3 separate regions of the Mus musculus genome follow, and all the other regions are linked to region 1. A link is a loop called in an ENCODE intact Hi-C map of the cell type or tissue named here. Cell type or tissue: left cerebral cortex. All regions are shown on one strand. Each heading gives the region's core, and the rest is flanking DNA. Links, peaks and the distances in the headings are about the cores only. Region 1 overlaps Adra1d (adrenergic receptor, alpha 1d). Region 2 has its middle 31 kb from the start of Gm30986. Region 3 has its middle 36 kb from the start of 5330413P13Rik.

What was found. Hi-C counts contacts between places; a loop is a spot of excess contacts. Peaks named below come from ENCODE experiments on the same cell type or tissue, not always from the same donor. Only the 100,000 strongest peaks of a DNase experiment are listed, where the experiment ranks them.
Region 2: a loop joins it to region 1, with 10 times the contacts of the local background. A loop is called at or near these places in 16 of 42 quality-filtered maps.
Region 3: it touches region 1 in a loop (8-fold over the local background); 39 of 42 quality-filtered maps call a loop at or near these places.

The regions. Positions count from the first base shown.
Region 1 is chr2:131,540,182-131,550,118 of GRCm38, forward strand. Adra1d (adrenergic receptor, alpha 1d) reads right to left here. Exons shown (of 2, transcript NM_013460.5): 2 at 5,176-6,359. The coding sequence ends at 5,764. All of the region lies in intron 1 of Gm39938 (a long non-coding RNA gene), which reads left to right. Among named protein-coding and RNA genes, the nearest start is that of Gm39938, 6.9 kb to the left of the region's middle. In left cerebral cortex, for the core only: CTCF peaks have their summits at 4,237, 5,500 and 6,808; DNase peaks (open chromatin) are centred at 5,466, 6,445 and 6,956; H3K4me3 peaks cover 1,368 bases; H3K27ac peaks cover 1,934 bases.
Region 2 is chr2:131,766,450-131,776,386 of GRCm38, forward strand. No RefSeq gene overlaps it. Among named protein-coding and RNA genes, the nearest start is that of Gm30986, 31 kb to the left of the region's middle. In left cerebral cortex, for the core only: CTCF peaks have their summits at 4,641 (motif pointing left) and 6,129 (motif pointing left); DNase peaks (open chromatin) are centred at 4,619, 5,864, 6,119 and 6,607; H3K27ac peaks cover 354 bases.
Region 3 is chr2:131,806,763-131,816,699 of GRCm38, forward strand. No RefSeq gene overlaps it. Among named protein-coding and RNA genes, the nearest start is that of 5330413P13Rik, 36 kb to the right of the region's middle. In left cerebral cortex, for the core only: a CTCF peak has its summit at 6,178; DNase peaks (open chromatin) are centred at 6,168 and 8,073.

The sequences.
Region 1 (9,937 bases), core at 2,750-7,749:
GGAGGCTGAGGTTTTTTTTTTCTTCTTATAAATTGTTTTATTCTCACCTATCTGGCATATGGCAGGTGCTCAGTAAATATCAAGGGTGTGCATTATCCAGTGACCTCACCTAGGTTGTTTGCTGCTGGTTAGAGAACATTGGCTGGTCAAAGAGAGTCAGAAGGCATTTCGATCCCTCCTGTGCTGGTGGAGTTCACAACAAACACAAGCTGGCCTACCAGGGTGACTACAAACTTAGAAATAAAACTCTTAAGATTGTCTTTTGGTGTTCCACTCTGAAATAGACTTACAACAGATGACATTAGAGACACACATAGTGAACATACAGGCACAGAACAAGAGGAAAGAGTTGGGAAGGAAATGTAAGTCAGTGGTATGAAGGACTCAGCACCACCGGGTTGGGGTGGGATGGAGAAGGATGCGCTATGGACGACAGAGAGGAGAGCATCCAGGAGGATGGAGAGGAATGAAGCACAGGAACAGAAGCAGGATCCGCTAGGCTGTAGATCACTGGCCCAGGCCCACAACCTCAGCCTCTGCCCACAAGCTTACTGTGTTGCTTTCCCGACACATTTAGGCTTCCCTTCAATGATTTACAGTCATTAGGACTTGTGAGAGTCGAAGCTTACAGACTTCACTTCCCTGTGAGTGCCCTGATGGGACCAGCTTCCGGACCCTATTCCTGTAGTTGTAACAGTGAGATCTGCCACCTTGGCATAGGTGGCTGGTTAGTTTCCAGTTTTCTCTGGTCTCTTTCTAAATCCTACAATTTGGCCAAGCTGAGAAAATATCCTTGAGGCAGATACATTCCAGTCCCTGGGACTGGAAAGAGGGGTTAACTCTTAGTTTATGCTGTGTGAAGATTAAATAACTCATCACTATGCACAATGAATATACACCAGTAAAAAGGTTAAATAACGGAATACAAGTGTTGTAGACAACTAGGGCTGATTTTTTCTGAGGTTTCTTGCTAGGCAGAACCCTGTTCTGGTCCAGGTAGTAGTCCAGGAAGCAGTCAGTGATTCCCCTATGGTATCCTAAGATGGAGGTTAGTAGGATTTCCTATAAAGGTTAAGGTAATAAATGTAGGTTTTGTGAATCAAGAGGCAAAACTGAAGATATTGCATGGTCAGGTTCACATAATGCCATAAAATAGTATTCTTTTGACTTTCCCCCACTTTCAGTTTGTGGGTGGTACTGAGTCAGGTGGCAGGCTGGGTTTGGCTGGCAGAACTTTGGACCACTTCTTTCAACTAGCCATACCCACTTCCCCAGTTTTTCATGCAAGGTAGTCGTGTGATCTACCTCTGGCCATGAAGGCCTTGTGTGAGAGCTGTAGGAGAGGTGTGGGTCTGGGCCAGTTAATGCGGGGTAACTGGAGACAGGTGCTAGCTGAGCACTGCAGTAGAGCCTCTCTGTCCTTATCCTTGAACAGCAAGCCACTGGTCACGCATGGCGCAACAAAGGGGAAAAGCTCTCAATGAAAGCTTTAAAGCAGATGGCACAAGCTTGGCAAGCTTGGCAGTCCCAGCAGCCCATTTACCCCTTCGTTTGTCAGGTGAGAAAAGCAATGCCGTGGATTACACAGGCAGTGATCAGTGTCCTTCATAGTCATGGTCTCCTGAGCTGATCCAGTGTGCTGAGGGATGTCACTGTCACCCACCCTGCTCCTCCCACTCTCTCCCATGCTGGTGCACAGATGGCATTGGTCCTCTGTGACCCTCCTACTCCCATCTGCCTCACTCTGTTAGATTTGATGCCGTATTAGCCAACTTGTGATCCAGCCAATGACCTATGATCTCTTTGGCTTTACTCAAAGGATGAATGGGGCCAAATCTGATTCATTCTCAGGCAAAGGAACTCTCAGGTTGTTGGTTCAGTGGGAAAATGCGCTTGCTGCATGAGCCTAGGGACCTGAATCTGATTCCTGAAACCCATGTAAGAGGTGGAAGGATAGAACTCCACAGTTATCCTCCCAATAAACACACACATACACACACACAACACATGCACACACACAGAGTAAACCTCCATTTGGTCAAGGTATGTTATGAGAAGAACAGAGAAGGACCTGGGACTTTTCCTTTGGTTCCTGGAAGGGTAGAAAGGACTGAATGTAAACTCTGATGGAGCCAATGGGTGGCAAAAGAAAGCTGTGCAACGGAGAAGCGCAAGTGCAGCCGATGTTTCCTTCCAGCCCTTGTCTTTCAAAGCCCAGCTTGTGTGGCTCCATTTCCCAGACTCCGTATTGATATTCCCCACCCCCCACCCTCAACCCTACCTTCTCCCCCCACCCTCCTGATCCTGGGGATTGAAGCTAAGGCCTTAAGCATGAAAGGCACACACTCTACTGCCACGGGGAGCTCCAGGTCCCTTGTCTTCATTCCAAATGCATCCTGCAGTTTCCCTGCGGGGGGTGGGGGGTGGGTCCTTTCAAACCAGTCACTTTAGAATGTAGGTCTCTGCCCTGGCCACAGTTCTTAGTTCCCTTGTTCTTCTTGAGGTACGAGTCTAGATGGGGGAAGGGAAGACAGGAAACCCAGACCACTGGAGGGCAGCACCAAGCTCCTCAAAAGGCCCCATCTGTCCCCATGTGAGCTATGCCCCATGTGAGCTATTCCAGGCAGAGCCTGAGGACTGACTTAGCCTTTTGAGCATCTGGATTTGTACTTCTCTGGAGCCACAAGAAGCAGGGCAGGACGGGAATTCATAAAAAGAATTCTTTCCAAGCGGACAGACGGTGGCCATGTAGTCCCCCGGGGGTATAAAAAAGATGGGAATAGAATCAGGGTCAAGAGGGCTCTAAAGGAGTCAGAACTGATACAAGGAAGGATGGTGGAAGTCTCAGACACTTCCCCTTGGCCTGTCAATGACTGGAACAGGAGGGATCCAGGGACTGGCTGATGCTAGGGGCCTGGGGGGGGGGGGTGGTGGTGGTGGAGGAGGTTGGGATTGGAATGTGGGTCATGTGTTACCATAGATGTGTAGGGCATATCTGCTCTTGGGGACATAGGGACTCTCAGTGCACTGTGGACAGGCTGGGTGTGAGTGACCTGAGAGGCTGCAGTGTGCTTGGTGACTGCTCTGAGCTGGGAATCTGTGAGGGAGATATTGGAACAATGTAAAACCAGTAAGTTGGGGAGAGGAGGAGGCAGGGCATGCTCAGGGGACTTTGTGGGAAGTAAATGGCCCTGAGGTGTGTGTGGAGGAGAGTTGGAATGCACATCTGGAGCTCAAGATATCAAGACTTGGGAGTCATTTGTGTGTGATCATTGACAAGTGGCGTGGGTGAGATTATGTGAGGAGTTGAGAAAAGGAATATAACCCTGTGGACCGTTTAAGAGTAGACAGGGGAGCCTGTGTGGAAGGAGGAGAAAGGAGAGGGAGACATGAATGGGTACTAGTCAGCTCCAGCAGACTCTCTACATTAGAGAAGATGTTGCAACAGGCTAGATGTCATTAACACAAGGGACGAGCCCAGGGAAACTGGAGGTCCCTGGCAAGTTGCAAAAGTATCCTAGGAAGAGTGTGGGAAGGAAAAGTGAGTGGTTAGATGGCATTTAGGGTCCTGGGGTGGGAAGCAGGCTAAGAGACAAACAGCATCATCCTTTAAAGCTTGCTTCAGTCTTTGTCACATCTCCTGTGACCATCCTTCACCAGGCATAGATGCCTGAGGCCTTACCTATCCTTCAAGATCACATGAGGGCAAAGGCCTCCTGTCTTACCTGAACTTCAGGAACAGTTTCTAGTCAGACTCGTAGGATGGGCTAAGGGGCTATGGCCCCCAGGAACCCAAGAAATGGTACATTTCCCCAGATTTTCCTGAAGCCACCCAGGGGCATCATGAGTCCATCTACTCCTCTCTGCTGAGATCCTGTCAGATCCAGGAGTGAGGTCAGCAGCTGTGCTTTATTAGCTACAAAGCAAGATCCATGGAGGCCTCTGCTGAAGAGACCCTTCTGCTCCTCATTCACGCTCAGTTCCCGGTGTGAGCAGCAATAGTGTGCACAGGGCATAGGGCTGAAGCCTGGTCATGGACGACTGCTGTGCTTAGCACAAGTACTGAGTGGGACCCCAAACACCTAAGCTGGCATTTAAAGCAAACCTGGCTCCCTTCTACCAGAGAGATCAGTGCTCAGTAACTTGACACTGGGGGCTACCAACTGACTGATTTCTGACTTGACCCATGGATCCTTCCACTGTGAGAAGCCTGCCCCCTAGCTTCAAGGAGGCCAGCATGTACAAAAGGGGCACTCTGGTGTAGGTAGCACATTCCCAGTGCCTGCTATAACTGCTTCTCTGTACTGGGTGCTTTGAAAACGCAGATCCCAGATCACTTTGTAAACCATTTCCTTCTGATCCCAGCTACTACTCTTGTAAAATTATCGAGAAAGGCTTGGAGTTTCAGGCAGACTACCTCCTTAGTAAAGGACAGAAACTTTTGGTTCACAACACCGATCCATGCTGGAGCCAGTAACTGGCTCTTCCAGTTTCAGGGTCTTGTTTAGAAAGGTGTCCCTCTAAGGGCTGATTGCTCCCAGTTATCAGTCCCATGCAGGTTGGATACATGCGGTTGATATTTTCTTTTCAGAGACTGATCCATGGGATGTATGTCTCGACTCAGAGCTAAGGAACATCACAGCTAGGTATGGCTTTTCTTAACATCCACACGCTTGTCTGCTTGGGTGTGTAGATCCTCTGTAACGATTTATCACTTGCATGATGTAGCCACTATGTTCCCTGAGGCCCTCAAACATTGCAGATGCACCTGGGGGTGGGGGGTGGGTGGGGGGGGTGGGGGAGCTGATACAAAGTCTGTGCTTATGTGACTTTCAAAAGCCAACAAAGTACCAAAGTCCTTTAGTCTTGCTAAAAGATCCAAAGGACAGTGGTGACCCCATGGATTAAAGGGGAAAACCAGTTCCCAAAGTATGTTTCTGAGCTATATGACCTTCCCTCCACACACCAGCAAGGTGAACACAGACTGTCCTGTGATGGCTAAGGATTTCAGAAGAAGGCTCTATATGAATTACAGGCCAAAGATGGACAGTTTGCACAGTCTGAACAAAATATAAGTACTCTTACCAATAAATAGGTCTCAAAATGATAAATAAGGCTCTCCCCTGTTGGCAGCCTGGAATCCCAGTGAGAAGTGATGGGCACAGACAGGCACAATGAACTATGTACACAGTGTAAACAGTAAGGCCCTGGGGCGGGGGGGTGGGTGGGAATGGTGAGGGATTCATACAGTTAGGAGTGTGGGGAAGGGGGCAGTGAGCCCAGGGCAAAAACAACAGATTTGTATGGCGGGCATCCAATATACCACCAAAGCTTGCTGTATGGCAGGTCCTATGGCAGTAGGTCCATTGACTTCCTCCAGGTGGCAGTAAGGAGTAAAACTGTCCACGGATCTTTTCCCTGGGAGCAGCAAAACGAGAATTTGTACCTCTTCCCCCCCAAGGGGAGTAGCCATACTTGAAGTCTTCTGCCTAGACATCAGGAGCTGACTAAACAGTTCCTTAGACTGGATGAGAAGGGCGAATCCCGCAGCTCTTCCATTTCAGGAAGAGCTCTGGACAACTATGTCCAGCAGGCGGCACCATAACCCACCACCTTCCGAGTGCTCCGACCCCAGGTCCAGCTCCGGTTGCTTTGAGGTGAGATGGAGCAGCCACCCTGGTCAGAGTTTTGGATCCGAAGGCAGAATCCTATAAAGCACCCCACCTCTGGCCCCAGCACCCTCCTCAGCCTGAGTTTCGGTCCTTAAATGTCAGTCTCCCGGAGGTTGCTGAGGTCGCCCGGCTCATAAGCCTGGCAGATGACAGCCTCTGCCCCGTCTTGGGGAACATTTAGGGACACTGCTTCTACCTCCGAGCGCAGGGCACACGCAGTCTCCGCGCGCCGCGCGCCCCCAGAGCGGAACTTATGGGACAGGCTGGACACCTTCGCACGCAGCTGGGTCGTGGGTCTCTGTAGCGGCCCAAGCAGCCTCCACTCCCGGAGGGCGGAGGCTGGCTTTCGACGGCCGGAGACCGAAGCCTGCGCCTCCGGCGTGTCTACGGAGCCCGGGCCTGGGTGTGCAGTGAGGGCTAGGGGAGCCCCGGGGGGTGCGATGCGCGGGCTGGGGGCACAGTCGGAGCGCGGGTCGCCGGTCGAGGCTCGCCAGTGGTGGCCGTAGACTCGCCAGAGGCGGCGGCGGCGGCGGCGACACTGGCAGCGCAGGAGGCGGAGGAAGGCGCGCTTGAACTCGCGACTGGAGCAGGGGTAGATGAGCGGGTTCACACAGCTATTGAAGTAGCCCAGCCAGAAGATGACCTTGAAGACGCCCTCTGATGGTTTCAGCTGAGGGAACAGAGAACCTGCGGAGAACAGAGACCAGGCTAGTTAACTGATGGGGTTAGGAGGGAGGTTGACAAAGGACTGCTGCCGACCTCAGAAGCTGAGTCACGAGGTGGGTGCTATCAAGGGGGCGGGAGTGTTTCTCTCTATGAACATAGATGGGGAAAAAGAACCATCTTCTCTTGTTTTCCGAGTTCGACCTGTTAGAAAACTATTTGGGCACAGGCAACGAATCCCAACCAGAAAGAGACCAAACCACATTCAGCCAGTTTCGTATAGAAACTGGAGACTGCGTGTGCCCTGAGCTCGAAAAGTGGAAACAATGTCCCTAAACGTTCCCCAAGATGGGGACAAAGGCTGTCATCTGCCAGGCTCATGAGCCTGGAGACTACAGCAACCGCCCAGAGACTGCCAGAAACCGGCTCCACCAGTCTTTGCTGCGGAGCCTAGTTACTGCCGCCAGTGTGGAGGTCTCTCTGCTGAGGGCGGTCTCTAGAGGACGCCAGCAGGTCTTGTTCTTTAAGACGTTGATGTGGAAGTACGATTCTGCTACAAGTCTCACGTAAAAATATTTTGACAACCTTTTCCAGCAAAATGAGTTCATTAGCAATCTTTTGTACAGCATTTTACAGCACTCAGTCTCTGCAGTGTACTCTACTGCCTAAGCACAGAAAGGGAGAGGTTTGCTCAGTGCTCGGTACTGTAGAGGAGTCGTGAAACTGTGGTGCTGGCTCTGGGTGACAGTGTGACTACCAATGGGGCACAGGGCTGATCGTAGGCTCAGCGACAGCTTCCAACCATCTCAGACTTAGGCAGGATGGGACAGGCACGGAGCCTGTGGCTATCCTGTAGGGTGAGCTCACATCTCATCTAGGCTCCATAATGGAGGACCTTGAATTAAGGCACAGCTTTCCTTCAGTGGGGGAGTTAGAGCTCTGGTTATTTTTAAGCTGGTGAGAGACCCAGTTCAGAGCACAATACCCATGGCTGTCAAAATGTAGCCCTGTAGGGCTGTGCCCGGGAAAGTGTTGAGGAAAAGCTGGGATGGTTTTAGGTGGGGGAACAGAACACCAGACAAGTGCAAACGGGCACTAAGACCTGGTTTTCCACAAATATCTCCATTAGTATCCCCAATACGGACTCCAAGGAAGCCGTTCTCAGGGGAAGGAGACTGAGTGCAAAGGTGCTGCCTAGAGGTCACCTCTCACCTATCTCATCCTCAGCACAAGCGTCACTCTGGACAAAGCCTGCAGATCTGAGAGACAGAGAAGGCCAGGCATGGCATTCTCTGACAAATTCTCCCCCTGATTTACCCCAATATGGCAGAGACCCTTGCATATCACCTACTACCCACATGGAGAAACAGTTCCTGATGCTAAGAGATGGTGGAAGGAGAGGACAGTACCCACCACACAGCCCAGCCTTTTCCCACCTGCTCATGCTGCCCCTGGCAAGCTACTTGGCCACTGAAAGCCTCACTTTCTTTTTCTGTGAGCTGGAGACAATAATAATTCTCTGGATGGGATTCATAAATTTCAGGGCTCAGTGCTTAGCAGGATTTTAATCTAAATGTGTTGGGGTAGAGATAATATAGATCAGTACTAGAGAACTCATGCAGCATTTGAGAGCCCCAGGTTCAATTCTTAGAACAGCAAGCAAACTAACCCACCAAACAACCCACCTACCCACTCACCCACCCCTACTTATCCCTCCCCTGCCCTGTGGCTTTTCAGAGAGGTACCACAGACTTGGGAAAGGACTTACTGACTGTATCTAGAGAGCGGTCAGAAACAGTAGCTGAAATACGGCGGGGTTATGGGTACCAGGGCTCAGCAAGGCTTATTTCCCCCTGCAGAAGGGTTAGGCAGTCCCTGGAAAATGCCCGAAGGAAGGATCCTGTCCTGCAGGAAGAGCACCCTCAAGGATAGCATCCCTCAATGGCTGCAAAGTCAAGCCAAATGCTGGAAATGCCATTCTGACTCAGACTGCATTTTTTTCTGTTTAGCAGTGGCTGACACATCAGTGGACTATGTTGTCCAGTGGTTGTTGCCAGCCTGGTTTTATTCAGATATGTGGACAGCATGCCATGTTTTAGTGCTGTCCCAGTCTTACTGCAGACATTGATACTTTAATTTATGCACAACTGACTTTTGCAGAGTCTTCCTGGAACAGGGAATTTCTCACACCCGAAGGGGCTGGGATTCAAAGGCAGGCTTCCAGCCCCAACAATTTCCTTCTGCTTCCCTTGAGGTCTGACTTACTTTGAGTTTTCTCAGAAGCAAGCTCTGAGATAGGACAGGGTTCAAGTGCAAGCGTTTAGCCTGATAGTGAAACACCTTGGGTAGCTGCTGACTGGTAAGTCAGTTGCTAATGTGAGAAACTGAGGCTTAACCCCTAAGGGGAGTTTTGGGTTTTCCCACCAATGGTGAGGGATGTGGGTACCTAACACTCATCTCCATCATTCTCTAGCTGATTTCTTCACTAATTAAATTTCCCCACTTATATGGACTGCATTTTGGATGGGCTGCAAAAAGGAGTAAGTTACGGAAGCCTGTGGGTAAGAGATGCAGGCAGGCACTTAGGAGTGGGCCTGTGCAAACCGGAGATCTGAGGGAAACAGGTGGGCCCCACAGCCTCTGCCACAATCAGTTCTTACTCTCTTTCTAACCACGGTGTGCAGATATACTGCTTAGGATACTCAGGCTTCTTTGTTGCAGTCTGCCAGAGACAGCTGGTGGATCCACCAGCTGCTTTACCTGCTCATCCCCCATCAGTGCATCAGCTTTGTTACCGGTGCTGCGGAAGCTTGGCCCTCAGTGCATATTGAGGTGGGACAATGTGTAATGGATGGGGCCTTGTGGAAGGTAGGTGGTGGTGGTGGTGGTGGCGGGGGCAGCTCCATTCTCATGGAAGGGTTAATGCTGTCTGGTGGGAGTGGGCCAGGTCTTATAAGACTGGGATAATTCTCATGACACTGGGATATAAAGCAAGACCACCACATATATCTATTTCTCTTATACTCTGCCATTTCCCCTTCCATTCTCTTCCATTCTGTGTTGTTCCCATAAGCCCTTCCTAGATACTGATGATGATGTTGTCTGGGCTTCCCAGCTATCAGAACTGAGAGACAAATAAACCTCTTTTCTTTATAAGGTTGTTAATCTCAACTATTTTGTTATAGCAACACAGTACAGACTAAGGCTATGAAAGTCTCAATGGGTATACAGGAGTCTTGGGGCTGAGGCTATACCACTCTCAGTACTCGGGCACACTCCTCCTTGGTTCTAGTGGGCTCACTCCCCCATCCTGAACATCATTCTCTGATTTCTTATGGGTACAAAGCCCAGCTGGGCAAACTTGCTTTAGAAGTTGTTTTTACCAAGGAGGCTACTGTGTGCTGCCAGCTGTAGCCTCTACCTTTCTCCAGTCCCCCAGTGCTGCAGCCCTGCTCTGGCACTCTCTGTCTGCAGTGTGTCTTTGCATGAGCTATGTGGGCACTCTGTTCTCTGTGATGGCCTACCTTCTCTTGCTTTTGGGTTGTTACGCATGGTTGTCCCTGATGCTCTTCTTACATACCTGGCAGTGTGTAAGAAGTGAC
Region 2 (9,937 bases), core at 2,007-7,006, 230 kb after region 1:
CTCTCTTGGGAAAAGAGAAGTTAGAGTTTAGGGGAGAGCAATTTAGCTGTCAGAAGAGCAAAGGCCTTTGCTTAATAAGAACTAAAAATATTAATGACAGGCCAATGACTGAATATTATTTACCTGAGGCCTTCAAAGCTGTCTGGAAGAAGTGAGTCTAAGCCAAGAGCAAGGACCAACATTCTCATGTGTCTGAGATAGCGTGGGCAAGGGAGCTCATTATAAAGGCAAAGAGAGAGCCAAAAAGGAGGCCTCGAGAACCAGGGATTCCAGCCTACATGGATTTCAGCTACACTGAGCAATCTAGCACAGCTCTGCCTTTATAACAGCAAATACCGGTAAGGAGTGGGCAAAGCCCATAAGCACAAAAGCAAGAAGAGAGCTCTTCTAATCTCTGTCTCTCTGTGTCTGTGTCCGTGTCCGTGTCCGTGTCCGTGTCCGTGTCCGTGTCCGTGTCCGTGTCCGTGTCTGTGTCTGTCTCTCTCTCTCTCTCTCCTCTCTCTCTCCATCACATGTACATATTACATACCTTTAATTTCTTGACAATAAAATGGAGATTTTTTTTGCAAGCACTTTACTAGGGATTATTTATTTATATTTCCAACATTAAGTCATTTACTCTTCATTGAATCCTGGGTAGTGGGGATATTGCTGCAAGTTTGCAAATAAGCGATTCTAAGCATAGTTAAAGGACTAGACCAATGTTATGTACATATGCACATATAAGTGTATACATATGTTTACATGCATATATGTGGGCATTGTTTAGACCTTTAGAAGATCCTCCTGATGAACACAAATCTAAAGAAATTTCCTAATAAAACATGCCTGTGCCTTTTTAAATTTTGAAATACTTTATTGGTGATCTTTTAAAAATTAATTTTCTACAAAAGTAAGGTGTCTTGGCTTTTGTCACGTCCCTTCCTCCTCTCTCTGAACCTCTTGCCTACCTGATGCATACCTGACTCAGGGAGCAACACTGCATTAACACTCCCCGAATGACGCACTTCTTCAGTCTAGTGGCTATGTGAATCCTCATTCATCTCCCTGAACTTGGCACCGCTTAACAGTGCTAGCTAACATGGTTCCTCCCCAGGCTGGCTGTAATAGCCAGCTACGCTCTCCACTAACTGTCCCCGTTTCCATCTAGCCGTCTGGCCATCTGCCAGGTCACACCAGGACAAGAATTCAAAAAAGGAAGAGATTTTAATGTGTGATGGACACGTCTTCCTGTCTTCTGTTGAGGAAGTTGAGCTTCAGCTGAGTTTTAGTATTAGCAGGGTACAGGACAGGCCAGTACAAATTCTAAGAGCAGTTATTCCTAATTTCAGAAAAGGTAAAAAGGGTGTAGTGTCAAAAAGGCAAGAGACTGGACTCTATGACAGACCTAGGGAAGGAAGTATGGTTGGACAGGAAGTCAAGGCACCAAGGGAAGGGTGGTGTCCTGGTTAGCATTAACTAAGAGCTCGGTGCAGCCAACATTTAAGTTGGTGTGGCCCAACACAGCCTAGGAGCAAAAAGAATCCTGATGGAGGAATTCTCTTTATCACGTTGGTCTGTGGAGGTATCTGAGAGGGATGGTCTTGCCTGTCTTAATTGATGTAAGAGAGCCCAACACTTCCAGGACATCCCTAGTCAGTGGGTCTAGGCTATGCAAGGATAACAGGCAGATGAGATTGTCCACTGTACTGTTTCTTTCTTCAGATTCGCAAGCATTACTTGGCAGTGTAAGAACTCTGTAACATTCCGGAAGGTAGTGGCACACACCTTTAATCTCAGCACTCCAGAGGCAAAGGCAGACAGATCTCTGTAAGATTGAATCCAGCCTGGTCTACAGAGTGAGCCCAGGACAGCCAGAGCTAAAACAGAGAAAGCCTGATTCAAACAAAACAAAGCAAAACAAAACCAAACCTTTGAAACACTAACACAATTAATTTATGGGGTCATGGTTGAAGTGTGTGCAGCTAAACATGAGCAAGTGGATCAGCTGGCAAGTGTCGTTCTCCATGGTTCCTTTCCTGCTTCCTTGGCTGTGATGCGATTCCTGTTTTCAGGTTCCTGCCTTGAGTTCCTGCTAGCTTCCCTCAGTGATGGACTGTGGCCTGGAAGTGTAAGATGAAAGAAACCCTTTCCTCCCCATTTGCTTTTGGTCAGAGTGTCATATTACAGCAACAGAATGAAACTAGAACAGGTGAGCCATGTCTTCATCATAGGTAGGAGATGTGGCAGAAGACTGTGCCTCTGATCCAGCACTCAGACAAGATAGGAGATCTAAGAGCAAGGACACTGGGCGCCCCTGAACTCCTGCTTGGACAAAGCAGACCTGTATTTCTTTTTCTTGGCTATCTGACCTTTTACTTTAACAATATTGCTTACAAAATATGCACATCTTTTTATGATGCATACAAAAGGCAAGAAGAAAAAGCACACTACCAAGAAGCATTATTAGACATGACACAAATATTAAAGCTATCAGACAGAATCTGACATGACAGTGTGCAGTACATTAAGGCCTCTAATGGAAAAGTTGGATTTCAAGCAAAATCAGATAAGAACTTTCCAGCCTGATGGAAACATGAAGATAAAACAAATGGAGACACTGGCTACAAAAGCCTAGCAACAAAGATGAGAAATCCTGTGCTTCCTCGGTGTGCTCAATTCATAACTTTCTGATCTTACAATGGAAATCACCCTCGTGGACACCCAACTCGCTTCAGCGGTTCAGGGATAAGGATTAGGAGTTTAGCCAGAAAATGCCAACAACCTGTGGACCGTGGAACTCGTTGGCATTCCAACTCTAAACATGAATATGGGAGTCTGTGCTCTTAGGAAGGAAGATTGGAGTCCCAAAATAGAGATGTTTTTAAGTGAAAGAAGGAAACAATGATCTTGATCCTCAAAATTGATTCAAAGCAGTCATTATATCTAGGAATGGATTTGGGACCGGCCTGGCAATGCACAGGTAACAGAGAACAGTGTTGGAATTAATACTGAACTCTCTACACCCTGGCTTCTGGCACTCTGTGAAACTGACTGCCTCTGTCACAGGAAATACTGTATCGATACAAAGGATCTAACCATGTCAAAGTACAGTTATCAAATGCATTTTTAAAGTTCACTTCTTGTCCTCCTCATTAAGTGGGTTGTTTTCAGTCTGTGGGGAAGGTCCGATTTATGTTTCCCACCCATCTCAGACTGACATCTCTTATGAGATGAAAAACATGAAAGAAAAAGATGAAACACAAGTATCAGTTTGTTTATTACCTCATTCAAACGATGTTAAACTGTTCTGTTAAATCGCTAACAATGTTTCAGTCTAGTGCCAGTACTCACCTGACCACAACCTGTGGTCACTCACGGTTGAGTGCCAGGTCATGGGCCACCCTCTCTGTGGTTCCTCATTAACTACAAAACCCACTGGTGTGTCTAAATTATGTGAGTCTGAAGTCATAGGGAGTATAACTGATGACTGGCACGTGACATGAAAATATGCATGGATTCTATGGATGACCAAGTCTCAGTCATAGCTAACTTCATTAGAACACACTCAGAATGTCCCTGTGTGGCGCTGGAGAGCCAGCCCAGGGCCCTGCTCGGGTTCAGCCAGCACTCGACCACTGAGCTGTAGCCAAGTCCTTGGTTATTTGTTGTTGTGATACTATGTATCTCAGGCTAGCCTCCTGTTTCCTCGGCCTCACACGTGCTGAGATTATAGACATAGACCACTATGACTGGCTTTAACTGACATTTTTATAATGGAGCCAAACTTAAACCATAAGTTCATGAAAATGAAGATATATTTTTTTTCCTAAGTCCATTCACTTCCCAAGTTCTTTCCCAAGTCCTCAGTATGCTCCATTTGAGTCCCCTGCCTTAGATCGTTAATGCTAGAAGAGGAGGTAGTGTCTCACACATCACGGGAAGGCTTTCCTTCAAAGCTCAGCCTTTCACTGTCTGGGTTCACAGATTGTGGGGTTAGGAGAGGAGAAGCAGCCTAAGTGGGGAATAGCTCGTAAAAGCCACTAAGAGCATTAAAGCTGGAATCTGCCGGAACGGGAAACGGGCTACACCGGAAGTCCGGGCTTTCAGAATTGTAGTTAGTATCACGGTACTCAGGCAGACTCATGCAAGCTTCTGAACACTCATAATGCCCCATTGTGTCAAACATGGAAGAAAGCACATTACTCTTAATGTAACCCTAAAGACACTGTGGAACGTGTGTTTTCTTTATCCCCTAACCTCACAGTTAGGGGGACAGGGAAAAGGCCACCCAGCCAACTGCCCGGTGGCCTTCACTAAGGACCTCCAAAGACCAAGCAATGTATCCCTTATGCACATGCAACTACTTGGAGTGTTGCACCCAGCTCCAAGCACACTGGGATTTGACCTTCTAGCGAGGAGGACAAGAAATTAACTCACGATAGGAGTGACTCATGTAGTTCCCGTATTGCAGTTCCCACACTTTTACTGCTTTGTATTTAAGGATGAAGTGCCGCTAGGATCCAACAACACAAGATGGCTGACTGCAGAGTGGCTGTGTGTTGGCATCCAGGGCTGTCCTGGCACTGGAGTTTTCTCAAAGGTGCACAAGGATTTGGTGCATTCATGATTCTACAACTGGGATCAACAGTGCCCCCTAGAGGTATCGGGACTGTACTGCCAAGAAGGAATTGTTTCTCCTTCCCAGATTTTCCCTAGGCTTTTCTTGAGTGGGCAAGGCTTGCATCACAGGAACCTAGGAACAGCCACTGCAAAACCAGCGATCTTAGGAGGCAACCAAGATTTAATGCATACTAATAATCTAGCAAGCAGCTTATAGGCGCCCTGGAGCAGTAAGAACGGGGATCTAGGGATGCTTTAGGGCTCCCTTCAGTGGCAGAAACTGTGTGAATACTCAGACCCACACTTTCAGATGGAGAACCGCTGGGTTAAAGTTGCAGATCATTAGGAGACCTGTTTGGGGCTTAATGGTATTGATAATAAACATCTGAGCTAAAGATTGAGGGGCCAGAAGAGGACAAAGACTCCACAGGAAGTCAACTAACTTGGACCCTTGGGGGCTCCCAGGGACTGAATCACCAACCGAAGAGCGAACATGGGCTGGACCTAGGACCCTTTCACATATTTAGCAGATGACAGCTTGGTCTTGATGCAGGGCCCCCAAACAACTGGAGCAGAGACTGTCCCTGAGCCTGTTGCCGACCTGCCTGCCTGTGGATCCCCCACACCTAAATGGACAGCCTTGTCGGTCCTCTGTGGGTGAGGCTGTGCCCAGTCCCTCCCTCAGCAGCTCGATGTGCAGCGTGGGGGCTGGGAGGAGAATGGGGGGAGGACTTATTGAGGGAGTACCAGGAGGAAAGGAAAGGCTTATATTAGGTTGTAAAGTGAATAATTAAATAAATTTAATTTTAAAAAGCTATTATAGTAAAAATAACATGGCACTGGCACAAAAAACAGACATGTAGGTCAATGGAACAAAGTAAAACCCCAGAAATGAGTGCATGAAATTATAGCCATTTGATATCTGACCACACCGCTTCAAACATGAATTAGTAAAAACATTGTTTAAAAACAATAAAGCAACTGAAGGAAGGAAGGCAGTGACTACAAATATTAAACTGTGACTAAGTCATGTGATTCTTAAACAGGAGCAAGTGACAGTTCTCAAAGACAGACATATAACCCACAAAGTACACTTAAAATGCTCAAAATCTTTAACCATCAAGAAAATGCCAATCAAAACTACACTGGGAGTGAATGTCACCACAGCTGAAACAACTACGCAATAAAACAAAAAATAACAGAAGTTGGCAAGAACAGGGGAGTGGGCAAAGGAACCAGTATGCACTGTGAGGGGAATATAAATTAGTACAGCCATTTTAGGACACTGTGGGGGTTACTAAACACACACACACACACACACTCGCGCATACACACGGAAATTAGAGCCACTAGACAGTATAGTGGGGTGGGTCTGTACTCTCAGAATGTGGAAGCTGAAGGTAGAAGAATTGTGGGCTTGCAGCCATCCTAGACCACATCCAAATCCCTATCTTAAGGAAAGAATAAAGGAAAAACTTCCATACGACCAATATTGTATTAGTTTGCTTCCCTCTTGTGGTGATAAAACAGTGATCAAAATCAGCTTGGGGGTGTTCTTGGGCTTGGTCTACTCTTCCACATCATGGTCCATCATTGATAGCCAGGACAGGAATTCAAGCAGGAGCAAAGGCAGGTCACAGGCTTGGGGGTAAGTGACTTTCACAGATGAGCCATCTTGCCAACCCTGGACTGTCTTCCAAGGGCGTTGTCTTTTGGGGGTTAGGTTACTGTGGCAAGCAGGACTCTCTTTGGCTTGCAGACTCTCCTCTGTGAGTTCTCCACCAATGTGTGCCTCTGTGTTGCCACTGAGTAGATGGGCAAAGAATCCATTGACATCCATTGACAGAACATCAAGGGAGGAGCCTCAAACTTGGACTTCCCAGAGACCAGATTCAAACCTCCTTAGAATATCAGTGTTTCTACACATTGGATTGATGCCTACTGATACACTCCACAGGGAGAACATGTGGAGTTTTATCACACATGAAGTGAGGACTTGGATCACAAAATTAGAAACATTTCTCCACCCAATCAGCAACAACAAAAGTCATGATTTGGAATCAGATATATCTCAGCCAACTGTGAATTTAGCCAAATTTTAGCCAACTGGGAAGTTCCTTGGAGTTGAAATTCAAGCTGTCAAGATGTCTTTTCCCAAGCCTTTGACCTAACCAGTCCTGTGTCTGAGGATGCTGTCACTGACATTAGCACCACCCCACTCCCTGCTTCCCCACGCTGGGCATTTTCCTGGGCCTCTTGGTCACATTAGCTTATACCATGAGGACTTTCATCTGAATACCTACAGCTTTCAGAGGCACAGTAGGTCTTCAGAGGCACAGTAGGTCTTCAGTATTGCAGTGTTTCATTCCTCACTAATGCCAAGGAGGATTTTTTCTGTAGGGGTAGACCTTATTTTTAAAGCTCACTCATCCGTTGATGAAAATTTAGATTGTTTCCACTTCTGAGCTTTTGTGACTAACCTTGTATGAGCACTCATGTACAGTTTTTGTGTGGACAGGACGTATGGTTTTAATTTCCTTTGAACATATCCCTAAGATTAAAATGATCAGGTCACATAGCATTTCTATGTTTAGCCTCTGTGTCTTAACATTTTGAGAAACTTTTAAACTCTTTTTCAAAGTTTCTGGGCCTTTTTACAATCCCACTAGCAATATGTCAGGCCCAATTTTAAGTTGAGTGGGTTGGGATTTTTTTTTATTGTCAAGCTTAACATTCTTTATCGTTTCTGGCTATAAGCCCCTTGTATTATAAAAATGTGTTTTCTGTCAGTGCACAGGGGAATCCATAGAGACTGAAGACGCTGGTGACTTTCAGGGAGGTGTTGCGGGGGCAAGGGTGATGGCTGCTGGCCAGTATACAGTTTCTTTATGCAATGTTAAACAAGGTCTAAAATTGTTCAAAGTTACACCACCCAGAAATATACTAAGAATCTCTTTAAGTTACGTAATTTACAGTGGAAATTTTTGTGGTGCCTGACTGGTATCCCCATAAAGATTTTTGTAACTGAACATCTCCAAAATGCCAGGACTCTATCAAACACCAGAGTCTATGTTGTACAGGGGTTGTCATCTGGGTTCGACTATCCTAAAAGGGCGCCTGCGCTGAGGTGTTAATACCTAGGCTGTGACTCTATGGTACTGGAACCTTCAGGAGTAGTGTCTTGTGAAAGGATGTTGGGCTGTGTGGTCTTGCTCTTGAAAGGAGCAGCCTGGCTCTTCACTTTTTATTTTATTATTTTTACTTATGGCATCTGAATGTCGAGTGGAGGGTATATGCACCCCTTCCCTTTTCTGATTTCCTGAGGTGGTTTACTGTCATAGACACAGAATCAACATGGTCAGCTGACCAAGGACTTGGACCTCTAACACCATGAACTCAACCAAAGCTTCCCTTCAGTCAGTTGACTTTTATGGGCTGTTCTGTCGTGGTAACACAAAGCCAGCGAACAGAGTAGGTAAAGGACACAGAACTGTGTTGGACGGGAAAGTCCAGGGAAGAAAGGTGCGGAATGCACAAAGAGCGCGCTGCCAATAGAACCCTTGTGGTGGTGGCCCGCACCATCAAGCTACTGCTCTCCCATTCTCCCTGCTCTCTAAACACAACTCATGCAGTATGTATCCTTCTGGACAGGGTAATTTCATCTAGTGTGTCTCCCATGACCTCCATATTGTAGCAAGATAGAATTTTCTTCATATTTTCATTTTAGGGCTTAATAGTGAGTGTGTGTATGTGTGTGTGTGTGTGTGAGAGAGAGAGAGAGAGAGAGAGAGAGAGAGACTGTGTGTGAAACTGTGTGTAATAGTGTGTGTGTGAGTATATGAGGGTGGGTGTGAGAGTGTAAGTGTATGTGTGAGTGTGTGTGTGAGTTTGTGTGTCCATGTGTGTGTGAGTTTGTGTGTCTATGTGTATGTGAGTGTGTGTGCATGTGAATTTGTGCATGAGTATATGTATGTGTATGCTTCTGTGAGTGTGTGTGTGCATGTGTGTGAGTGTGTGTGTGTGACTTTCTTTACTTATTCCTCTACTGATACACATTGAGGTTGTTTGCATGTCTTGTCTATTATAAATTCTGCTTCAGTGAACATGAGATGGCCAGTGTGTCTTCGAGTTCCTGACTTCAGTTCTTTCATATATATACCCAGAGCAGACTCACTGATCACACAACTCTTCTATTTTTAATGTTTTGAGGAAACCTCAGTGTTTTTTGTAGCTGCTGCATGTTTTCCCATTTTTCAATAGGCCATGAGTTCCAGATTTTCTGCATCTCTGTCAACACACATATTTATTATTTACTATGGTTGCACTAATATGTATGAGAAGATAATTTAAGGTGGTTTTGTTTGCCTTTCCCTACAGTAAGTAATGTTAAACACATATTTTCTGACCATCTGTATATCTTCTCAAGTCCTTTGCTGAGTTGTGGGAGTTTCTTATTTTATAAATTCATCCTCTACCAAAAGCATGGATTTGTGGAGGCTAGAGCGATGTCTCAGAAGTTAAGCACACCTGCTGCTCTTGCAGAAGAGCTGGAATTGGTTCCCAGCATGCATATGGTGGCTCTCAACCATCTGTAACTGCAGTTCCAAGGGATCTGTTGCCCTCTTCAGGGCTCTGCAGACATTAGGCATGTATGTGTTGAACACATACACAGACAAAACACCCATATACATAAAATAAATAAATAAACAAATATTTAAAATATACAATTTAAATATTTCTGTTCTGTGGCCTGTCCTTTGGCTCTGCAGAAGTGCTGTGGGCTGTAATCCCAGTCAGGTTTGCTTCCATTGCTTAAGCAATGTGGGTGTCACTCCCATTCAGCTCCCCCCATAACTTCTTTCAGAAGTTTTATAGTGCCAGGTATTGTGCTTAAGTCTTTCCCCATTTTGAATTTTCATGTCTATAAATTAGAGATACAAGTTTGTCCCTTCTTAGTGGACAGCCAGTTTTCCTATTGTGGGGAGAAACTATACTTTAGTCATTAGTTACTCTTGACACTGTTCTCAAAGATCAGTTTGGTAAGTATGTGTTGGTTCATTTCTAGGCTCTCTACCTTTTCCTATTGGTCGGTATGCCTGGCTATATGTCAACATCATCTTATTTTAATTATAACAAGTTTTGAAATCTGGAAGTGTGATGCCTCCATCCTTGTTACTTCTCAAGATCTCTTGGCCAATTCTGCATCTTTCCCTGTACCATGTGGCTATTAGGATTGCTTTATCCATTTTAGTAAGGGATGTATTGGCATTTTTATGAGAAAAATGTTGCATCTGTGCATTGCTTTGGGGAGTAGAGGCATATTTAAGTCGCTCTT
Region 3 (9,937 bases), core at 3,115-8,114, 270 kb after region 1:
GATGGCTCCCTGGTCCTTGCTTTGGTTCATACATTCCCCCAAAAGCTCATGGGCTGTAAACGTAACACCAAGTGCATGTGCCTGTGGTACACAGAGGTGAGGTCTCTGGGAGGGAATCAGGGTTAGACAAGGTCCTGAAATGACCTCTGGGGTAGGGTCAGTGGTTTGGTAAAAAGGAGGTCGGAGTCAGTACAGGTGACCTGAGTTGCCACATGACACTCTCAGCTATGTTATGATACAGAAACGAATCCCTTACCAGATGCTGACTCATGCAAGGCTGTGGTATTCTGTTACAGCCACAGAGAATGGATTAAGTCAATGCGGAGAGGAGAAATATCTGCAAGTGCCTGAGGGAGTAACTGACCTTGGACCTGGAGTGGTGATAAAGAACTGGAATTTCTGACACGTGTGTACATCCGCATCTGTGTGTTTAAAGCCGTCCATCCTTCTTTGCTGCTCTGAGCATCTCCCACTCTGGTCAGGCCCAGCAAGCCCGGCTTGTCTTAACTGCTTTTCTCTCACGGGCATGCTGGCTTCAATTTCTCCTGGACACAAACAAACCAAAGCCCGGTATCCCAGTGCCCTGGAGGGCTGGAATAGAAAGCTGGGGTCTGGCTCTCAGCAGTTGCAGGAGCTTGACCTAGGGCCCACGGCAGAGCTGAGGGTCAATAAACTCGGATGGAAAAACAGTGCAGGTGTTGACACACTGCTTTCCAGCTGACATGGCAGCTGCCATTGACATTCGGAATTTATTTTTCAGCCGTGTCGTTACCTGGCTGCTGGATTTGGCTACATGGCCCCTTCAAAGAGACGCAAGGCTATCTCTCCTTCGCCCGATTTGGCTTTTGTAAAGCACTTTGGTAAGTGGGATTGGATGGGCTCACTTTCCTCTGTCATTCCGAGTACTTTATTCTTTAGATATGAGATTACCGAGCAGTCTGCATAGGATTCACCCGATTGCCGGGCTGGAGAGGTGGCTCAACAGTTAAGAGCACTGGCTGCCCTTCCAGAGGTCCTGAGTTCAATTTCCAGCAACCACATTGTGACTCACAAGGGATCTGATGCCCTCTTCTGGCATGCAGGTGTACAGGCAGCAGAGCAATCACACACATAAAATAAATCATCGTCATCGTCATCATCATCATCCCCAGATTGCAGCGTGAAGCCAAGGTCCAAACAATACTAGGACGACTCTCGGGCACAGAGGTTCCATTCTTCCCGCTGCCCCTCAGCCCCTCTGAGAAAGCGCAGAGCCAGAGCTGAGCAGAGAGTGCCCCAGGCCTCTGCCCCACTCTCAGTGGGAGGGACGCAATCGTAACCAAGCTGCAGTTCTGGAACATTTGCAGACAGTCTTCTATGCTGCCCCTCTCTTGCCTTTTCTGTCCATCTTCCACTTAAATCCAATTGGATTTGAGTCCGTCCACACTCTTATTTTCATTTACAAACATATTTTAAACATATATTCATTTACAGATGCAAATCTGAGACTCTCGGGGTTTATTCTGTGTATACAGGAAGCATCATAAATAAGTGGAAAAAAAATAAGTGTTTTCTGAGATTATAACATATTCATTAGTTACAAGTGCAACCTATTTGCAAAAATCTGGAGCAAAGCACATGCAGTTTGAACTTTTTTTCTTCTTAATGTTGTATTGTATTTTCCTATATTGTTAAATTGTATTTAAAATCATTTCTGACTGCGTGTATGTCAAATAAGGTTGCAGTAAAATATATCCTCTCCCTGCTGGACATTAACTCTTCTGTGGGCTTGTGGGGGCTGGGGATATGGCTTTAGTGGTATAGCATTTACCCAGCATGCTCTGGGTTTCAGCATAGCAATAAAAAAATAAATAAAACCTGCTGTGGCAAACCTCGCCACACATATCTCTCTGAAAAAATTGACTTATGCTTTTCAAATCAACCCCTAAAAAGCACAAGTAACGGGTGACAAGCATGGTTGTTCTCCACCGTTCATTTGCTTACTAGGAGGATAGGTGACATGGACTCCAGACCCCCGACAGGAAACGAAAGGGCCTCTCATGCTTCCTCGCAAGCAACAGAACTGACGGCTTAAAGGGAAACTTGGGAAGAAGTACCCAATCCATCCTGATTTCCTGGGCCCCTTCTCACATCCCCTTCACAGCAATGCACGCCCCACCCTCATCTGAGAAGCCTCTGTTTGCACTAGATGGTAATTAACATACTGAGCACAGCTGGCCAGGCTACCGAGAATAAGAGACTACAGAAGGCTCAGCCCTAAAGGGAACATAAGCCACCACCCCACACCGGACATGGCTCAGGATCATTGCAGAAGAGAGACCAAAAGAGTCTAAGAGCCAGAAGCGGTGGGTGACCGCAAGGAAACAATGTCTTCAGACACAGTGGGGCAGCTGCATGTAGGAAGTCAAAATAGCTGCAACAGCATGCAAAAGACCTGTGTGGGCCCACGCCAGACCGAATCCCAGCATGGAGAGGAGAATACAATCCCACCCCTAGATGTGGAGATGTGGGTAATTATGAGCTATTGGGAAAGGAGACAGTTTTTTAAGAGTGTGGCCCCTGCCACATTGAGCACTCTGCAGTGGAAGACTATTTGGGGAGCATAAGCTGATCCTGACGGATTTAAAAGAAAATAGGAGACAAAGTTGGGTAACTAGGGATGGGAGGGGTGGATCTGGGAGGAGTTGGGGGAGGGGTTGCACACCATCAAACATGTTGTATGAAGATCTCAAAGAACTAAAAGGAAAAAAAAGAAAGCTTTGCTAATTTTAAAGACAAAATTGTCTCCAATTTTATTTACATTTCACAAAGAGTGGCGTTGCTTGGCTTTTTAACTGTTTATTAATTGTTGTGTATTCCTTGTTCATAACCCCTACATCACTATATTCGCTACTATGTGTTATATACTAAACCATTCACATTTCATCAGCTCAGGGCTGGTGGAGGACTGTAACTCCGGGCAGAGCAATGGTTCTTCAGCCTTGAAAACATCAAATTTCATAGTCCGATCTGACTTATAATGCAGATTATCTAGTTTTCTTCATGGCAACTACATTATTGTCCCCATTTTACAACAGAGGAAACTGAGGCCCAGAGAGGAGAGATGAACTTGCCAATGGCCACACAACCAACAGACGGTGCAGCCAGGATTTGAACTCAGGCAGTCTTACTCCGTGGTTTTAACAAATAGTTAATGTTTTATGAACGTTAAGGAGAAATTATGAATGCTCCAGTTAACAGGAATTTTTTCTTTATTTTACAGCTTGTAGTTAGTTTCTCAGTTTGCACAGTGTAAACGCAGTAAAAGATTTCTGTTTTTAGTTTCCAGTATCAAATCACAACATTTCCAAATAGAAACATTAAAAGAAACCTGCCTTTAAGGAACTTTCCTTCTTTCTCAACTCTTGTTTTGTTTTGAGAGGAGGTCCCAGGATTTCGTACCCACTGGCCTGGAGCTCACTCTATGTATCAGGCTGTCTTTGAACTCATGGAGATCCATCTGCCTCTGCCTCCACTGGGATTAAAGAGGTGTGAGCCACCACACCCACTCCCCTTCTCAACTCATGAAAACATCTGATTTCTAAGCTATTTATGGCTGGGTTTGCTGGCCTCATGCTTGGGAGGTAGAGTCAGAAGGATCAGGGTCAGGCTCAGCTACTTAGTGATGGTGTACCCAGCCGCATCTATGTGAGGTCTTTTTCGAAACTAAATAAGATCTTTATTAAAATGCACAGGATCTTCACTCAGTCCTTTGACAGGAACAGGGATATTATGTTCTTCAATTTGTCTTAAATGGGTTTTTATAATATCCTTTAAGTATGTGGTCCATTCGTCCAAGTTATCAAATTTGTGGACATGATGGTGTCCACAGTGGTCCTCAGTAATTTGTACAACATCCAGGCATCACTAACAATGACCCCTCTTTTATCTTGGATATTGGCAATTTGGGTGGGTTTTTTTTTCCATAGTTAGCAGGCTAGACACGAACTTTATCGATTTTTTTTCTATTCACTTGTGTTTGGTTTTATTGTTGTTGTTGTTGTTGCTTTTTGCTTGGTTTGATTGGGGGGGGGTTGTCTTGCTTTAGATTTAAATTTCTCTTCTTTCTAAAGGCTCCCATGCTGATGGGATCCACATCTTCCTTTCTAGGGTATACACCAATACACTGCACTACACTACACTGCACTGCACTGCACTGCACTGCACTGCACTGCACTACACTACACTACACTGCACTACACTACACTGCTACAAATTCTAGTCACTGAGATTGCTGCAGCCTATGTGTTTCAATAGATTGTATCTGAGCATTTAACTTTTTCAAAGTAATCTTTAATTCATCTTTAGCCTGTTTTTCCTCATTGTATGTTATAAAGAAATATATTGCCAGGCAGTGGTGGCGCATGCCTTCAATCCCAGCACTTGGGAGGTAGAGGCAGGCAGATTTCTGAGTTTGAGGCCAGCCTGGTCTACAGAGTGAGTTCCAGGACAGCCAGGACTGCACAGAGAAACCCTGTCTCAAAACAAACAAATATATCGTCTAATTTATAGATATTCAGGGGAATTTATCCAGATATTTTTTACATTGGTTTCTAGCTTTATTCTGTTATATCTGAGAATAAGCTTTTTATAATTGCTAATCTTTAAAAATGTACAGAATCTTAAAATCTTCAAGCAGAAATAAAAATGCTTTGAGCTTTAGACTTTGCTTGTTCTAATGAGAGTGTCTGCTGTGTGTATCCTAAACATTTGTGCTTACACACACACCTACATTTTTTGTGTTAAGTTTTGAACTGTGAGGGGAGTTGGGAGGTAAAAGTCCTCCTGACTGGTGTTAATGCTGTAGAAAAGGGAAGCCATCAAGATATTTAGCCTTTTTCACCAAGTGAACAGACCCTGAGAAGGTCCTGACTATGAGCCAGCAAGCCAGCCCTTCAAACCAGTCAGTGAATCTGCCATTTCCTCCATCTTGGACCTCCCAGCCTCAAGAATTGAGAGAATGTGTGTTGTTTATAGTTCTACACAGTTGTGGTGTTTTGTTATAGCAACCCCAAAGACCCCAAACACTGCCTTTCCTGTTTAAATTTAAAGCACAGCATTGGCTGCTGATGGAGCACTGGACAGATTTAGGTTTTGAGAGGCGCTATGTTCTCAACAGTGCTGACTCAACTGTGATTGATTCAGTTCAGGAGCTACTGAGTTGCCTGGGCATTTCCTGTTTCTACGGATGCAATGGGCAAACAGTCAACGATTCTTCGACTCTTCGTTCTTGATATAAATGCTCTCTTGCTCTCTGATGGGAGGAAGTGTCCTGGGTGTAAGAGGGTAAACTGTCCGGTCTGGGTCATATGGGCAAGGGCAGATCAGTGCCTCCAGGTTACTGCTCTTTGCCCTCCATATTACACCACAAACTCCGTAACTTCATAGTTTTGAACGTGGAAGAATGGAGCCCTTCACTGTTTAAAGAAGCTGATTGCCATTCAAAATTACCATTTGGTTGATTCTTTGGACTCAGCTCAGTTCGTTTGATTTTGATTGGATTATAGGTGATTACTAGGGTGATCCTAGCTAGGATTATTTCCTGTACCGAAGTATGGAACACTAGTTGCCCCGCCCCTTCCCCTTTTCCTTCTTCATCTATTAAGTTTCTAGCTCTGCGCAACACTCAACATTACACAGACTTACTTGTGCAGCCAGCTTTGGCCTGAATATAGGGATTCCTTAATTACCTTTCTTGTATGCCCGTGGACTCTAAAGTTCGTCTGGAGAGAAACTATCACTGATCCACAGGGGCTCTGGTGTTTTCTACCCGGTGTTTTCCCAAGACAGATGGGAAAATCTGCGGAGGTGCAGAGGGTCTACTCGTGGGTAAGCCTTTCTGTGGAGGAGGCCACTGTCAAGTGGGCTTGCGGGGAGAGTATAACCCAAACAGAGAACTTTGTCTATATTTGCTAGCTCTCAGGAATCCAACAGGACCAATCCCTCAGCCAGGTTTCCAACAGGGTAAAAAGATATGCCCTGTCCTAAGGTTCCACGCGATCTAGATTCCAACACCACACCTCCACTTAGGCAGGAAGAGCAGCGATGGGTAGGAGGACTGGGAACAGGCGGAGCTGACAGGCTCTGCCTTAGACAGGACTTTGAGAACATTTTGCACTATGCAGTTGGTACCCGTGGTCGGAGCGCCGCCTAGCGGCGGCATCTGATCCTCCTCCCACAAAGCGCGAGCATCCTGGATGGGATCCGTAGGTTCACTCTTGGCTTAGCCCACAACAGAGAGGCTGGAGTGTGAGAAAGAAGGGTATCCGCAGAAGTCGTGCCTACTGCAGTCCGTCTGAGGTCCAAACTAGACTGAGTTCTTCATGTACCCGCTTTTTTCCAAGTTGCTATCAGCTCTCTGTCCCCAGCGCTCCTCCTGATTGTCCCTTACCACCCCCCCACACACACACACACACACTCTTGAATTCTACTTTGTGGAGTAAAACGGATTCATTTTCTCCATATCTGTAACTGAACAGATTCACGCCATCTTCCCAATACAAACTAAAGACTAGGAGATCCAAAGGGGCGGTTCCAATCCCAAGGGCAGGAGACTCGACCAGAAGAACTACTACTACTTCATTTCCAATGAAGTGCCAAGGCAAGAAAAGGCTTGGGATATCTAAGCCTGAAAGCCATCAGGCAGTAGGACTCTCCTATTACCTCAATGAAGGTCACAATTTCTATGCACAACTAATTTGATGGTGTCCACCCACATTAGTAGGGCAGTTTGATTTATTTGATCTATTTAGATGTTTACCTCATCCAGGTTCCATCATAGAAACACCTAGAACAGTGTGAGACCAAATGCCTAGCACACCCATCAAGTTGGCATATAGTGAATTATCACAGCTCCCCTGGCTTAAGCCATGCCAGGTAGTTGGGGGAACTTGTGAGGGAAGTCCACCCAAGGCAGAGGGCTGGACAGTTGGGAATGTGTCTAAGAAGCCATGGGCACCATCAGTAGTTATCTGGCTATTTAAGGTGTCTGAACACCTTGTCCACAGGGCACCGAGTTTCTACTCTGAACCCAGCCTCCTTCCCAAGGTCTATCCCTGAAAAAAAGAGCAGGAGCTCACCACATCTCACTCACCCCTTGCCTGGATTGACAACTTCAGATCTCCTGCTCTCGGCCATGCAGAAATCTGTTATCCAGCAGCCCTAACTGACAGGAACAATTCATTTTGCCAAAAACAGCCCACCCTTTCCTTTCCTGAAATTTCTGGACATCAACCGTCGACGTCCCCAAGTGCACGGCCAAACAGAAACAAGGCATCCCTGTGGCAAAGGAGAAGTCACGGTCTTTTCTGCCCAGCTCCCAGGCTTGCAGAAACACAGTGAGAGCTTTACTCATGGCCGTGCTTTTATGTGTTCTTCATCCTGTGCAGCGCAGCAGAGCCTGGCTGATAACAACACCATGTAACAGTAATTAGATGGATAATTATATGTGCGTGGAAGGGTTTGGTGGACGGGTCTTGGTGAATAGGGCTATAAATACATATATCAAGAAAGATTTCCATTAGAAGTGAGCCTAAAGCAATTGAAAAGAGTTCATTAGCGACGTCAGGAGATTTCTGTAGCTAAAACATTATCGGCTCTTTTCACCCTTCACTGAAAGGCTGTCAATGGGGAAAAAAAGAATCTGAGATTATGGTGTGAGTCCATGGGAGGAAAGTGCTGAGTCCATAAGTGTTCTGTCTTTATGCAGCTTCTCCTGGACTCAGCTGTGGCGCAGGCCAACATCTACCTTGTTTACACCCAGTGCCTTAAATGAACGATGCTTAAAGACATCGTTTTGTTAAACTCGATGTGCTATAGACACAGGGTGACTATAGTTACTTCTACCAACGTGCTGTGGTTAAAGGCTTTAGAAGAAAAGCTGAAACGGATATGGGACGTGATTCTGCTTCACCTCCCCCAGACAGACAGACAGGCCTCAGGTACAACTGTTCCAGCTAACACCCTTGCATGCGGTTTTTCAGAGAGCCAGCTGATCTTTCCATTTACCCAGTAAGCAGCCCACACAAATGGAAGAGCTAAAGCCTGCTGGTTATGTGTGCTAGGCACAGCCATCCACTTCCCTCATGGGCTTCAAGTCCAACAGTCAGGCAAGAGCAAGGTTCCAGAGCATGGAGCATAGATTTGAGACCTGAAAGCCTTTTGAAAGAGATTTGTGCTGGGTGTGCAAATGTGTAACAGTGCCCGTGCATGATGGTTAAAATTACAGAAGAGGGTGAACAGTAGTGAGCTGCACCCTCACACACCCAGCACCAAGGTTTAAAATGCAATCCCTTAGTCCACACCCATGGTTGCTCTGACTCCTCTCTGGTTCCTCCAGGATCCTGTCTCCAGCCCCTGTTCCTCAGGCTTGGACATCTCAGATCTATCAGCTGTGATTTCTGTGCCTTCATACATACATTCACCATGAATGCATGTGTCCCTGGAGCATCATCTTGTGCGTGAATATATTACTGCACATCAAAACCTCTGCAACTGGTCCTTTTGCTTGAGTTTGTGAGGCTCCTCTGTGCAGATATGGGGTGCTGTAACTGCTCGTTGTTTCTGCAGTTTATGTCAAGAGACTATGTCACAGTTCACATACTCATTGGTTTCCAGTGCACTGGCGTTTGGGTGGGTTAGAACACATTATCCTTGACCATGTTCCTGGAAATGTCATCATATGTGTATATAAATAATTCCAACCTAAGCCACACTATGCTGAGATTGTTTCCTCATGATCCAATTCACAGTCCATCTTTAGAAAGAGTGTTGGGCTTCAAAACCACTTACCTTGATTTACTGAGTGACCACAGTAGGAACACTGTGTTTAGGAGATTTTCGGTTTGATGAGCTGTTTCCCTCACATGTGGGTTATTCTGGATTTCAGTTTCCAGCAAGTGACTTGATTGATTTTCCTCCGTCCTCTTTTTCTAATGAGTCCATTTTAAAATTAAAGTTTTACTTGACAATGACGACTGCCTTTACAGTTTAGTAAGTAAAAGTGGTTCCAAACTCATCTGATTTTTATTATGTTTTCCTTGTTAACTCACAGATTGCTCCCAGTTATTATTCATTGTGAAGAAAAATTGTGGAAAATAATTATTTGGAATATGTTGAGTTTTTTTTTCTTTTTTGTAGTTCAATATGTTGTCATTCAGGGGGGCGTGTTCTTTGTATGCTGGGAGAAATGTGCTCTGTGCAATACAAGTCTCTAGGTCTCTCTCTATATATCTATCTATCTCTCTCTCCCTCCCTCCCTCCCTCCCTCCCTCCCTCCCTCCCTCCCTCCTTCTCTTCCTCTTCCCTCTCCGTAACCGAGTTATCTGTAGGAGTCTCATTTGGGACTTGCCTCCATCAGACTGGCCTATGGACATGTCTCTGGAGCATGTTTTTGATTGGGTAGCTTGGCCTGGGCTGTATAAGAGAGGTAACAGAATGCAATCTTGGAGCATAATCTACAGCTGCCACTTTACAAAAACCCACACAATCCCTAGCTGCCCTCCATTTGTCCTTTCACTCACAGAGAAGTGGAGTCCCGCTGCCCCATAAAGGAAACTTCTCTTGCAGCAGACAGAGACCATTACAGAAAACTCGCAGTACAAGTGCAGAGTTGCAGAGCCCAGTCCCCTTTGATACATCTGCAATACACTGCTGCTCCGAAGCCTCGAGACAGAAGAGGGGCAGAAAGATTGTAGGAGTCCAGGAAACAGGGAGTCTGCTGTGAGATTGATCGTTTCTCTTAGGGACGCCAGAAACTAATGCTTCACAACATGGCTGCCTAAAGACAACATCAACAGACAGACATGCGGACACGCGGACAGGTGGACAGGGGAAAGCTCACAAAGCCTCGACCTTGAACAGAGAACCACAGGCAACTAAGGAAAGCCGAGAGCAGGAG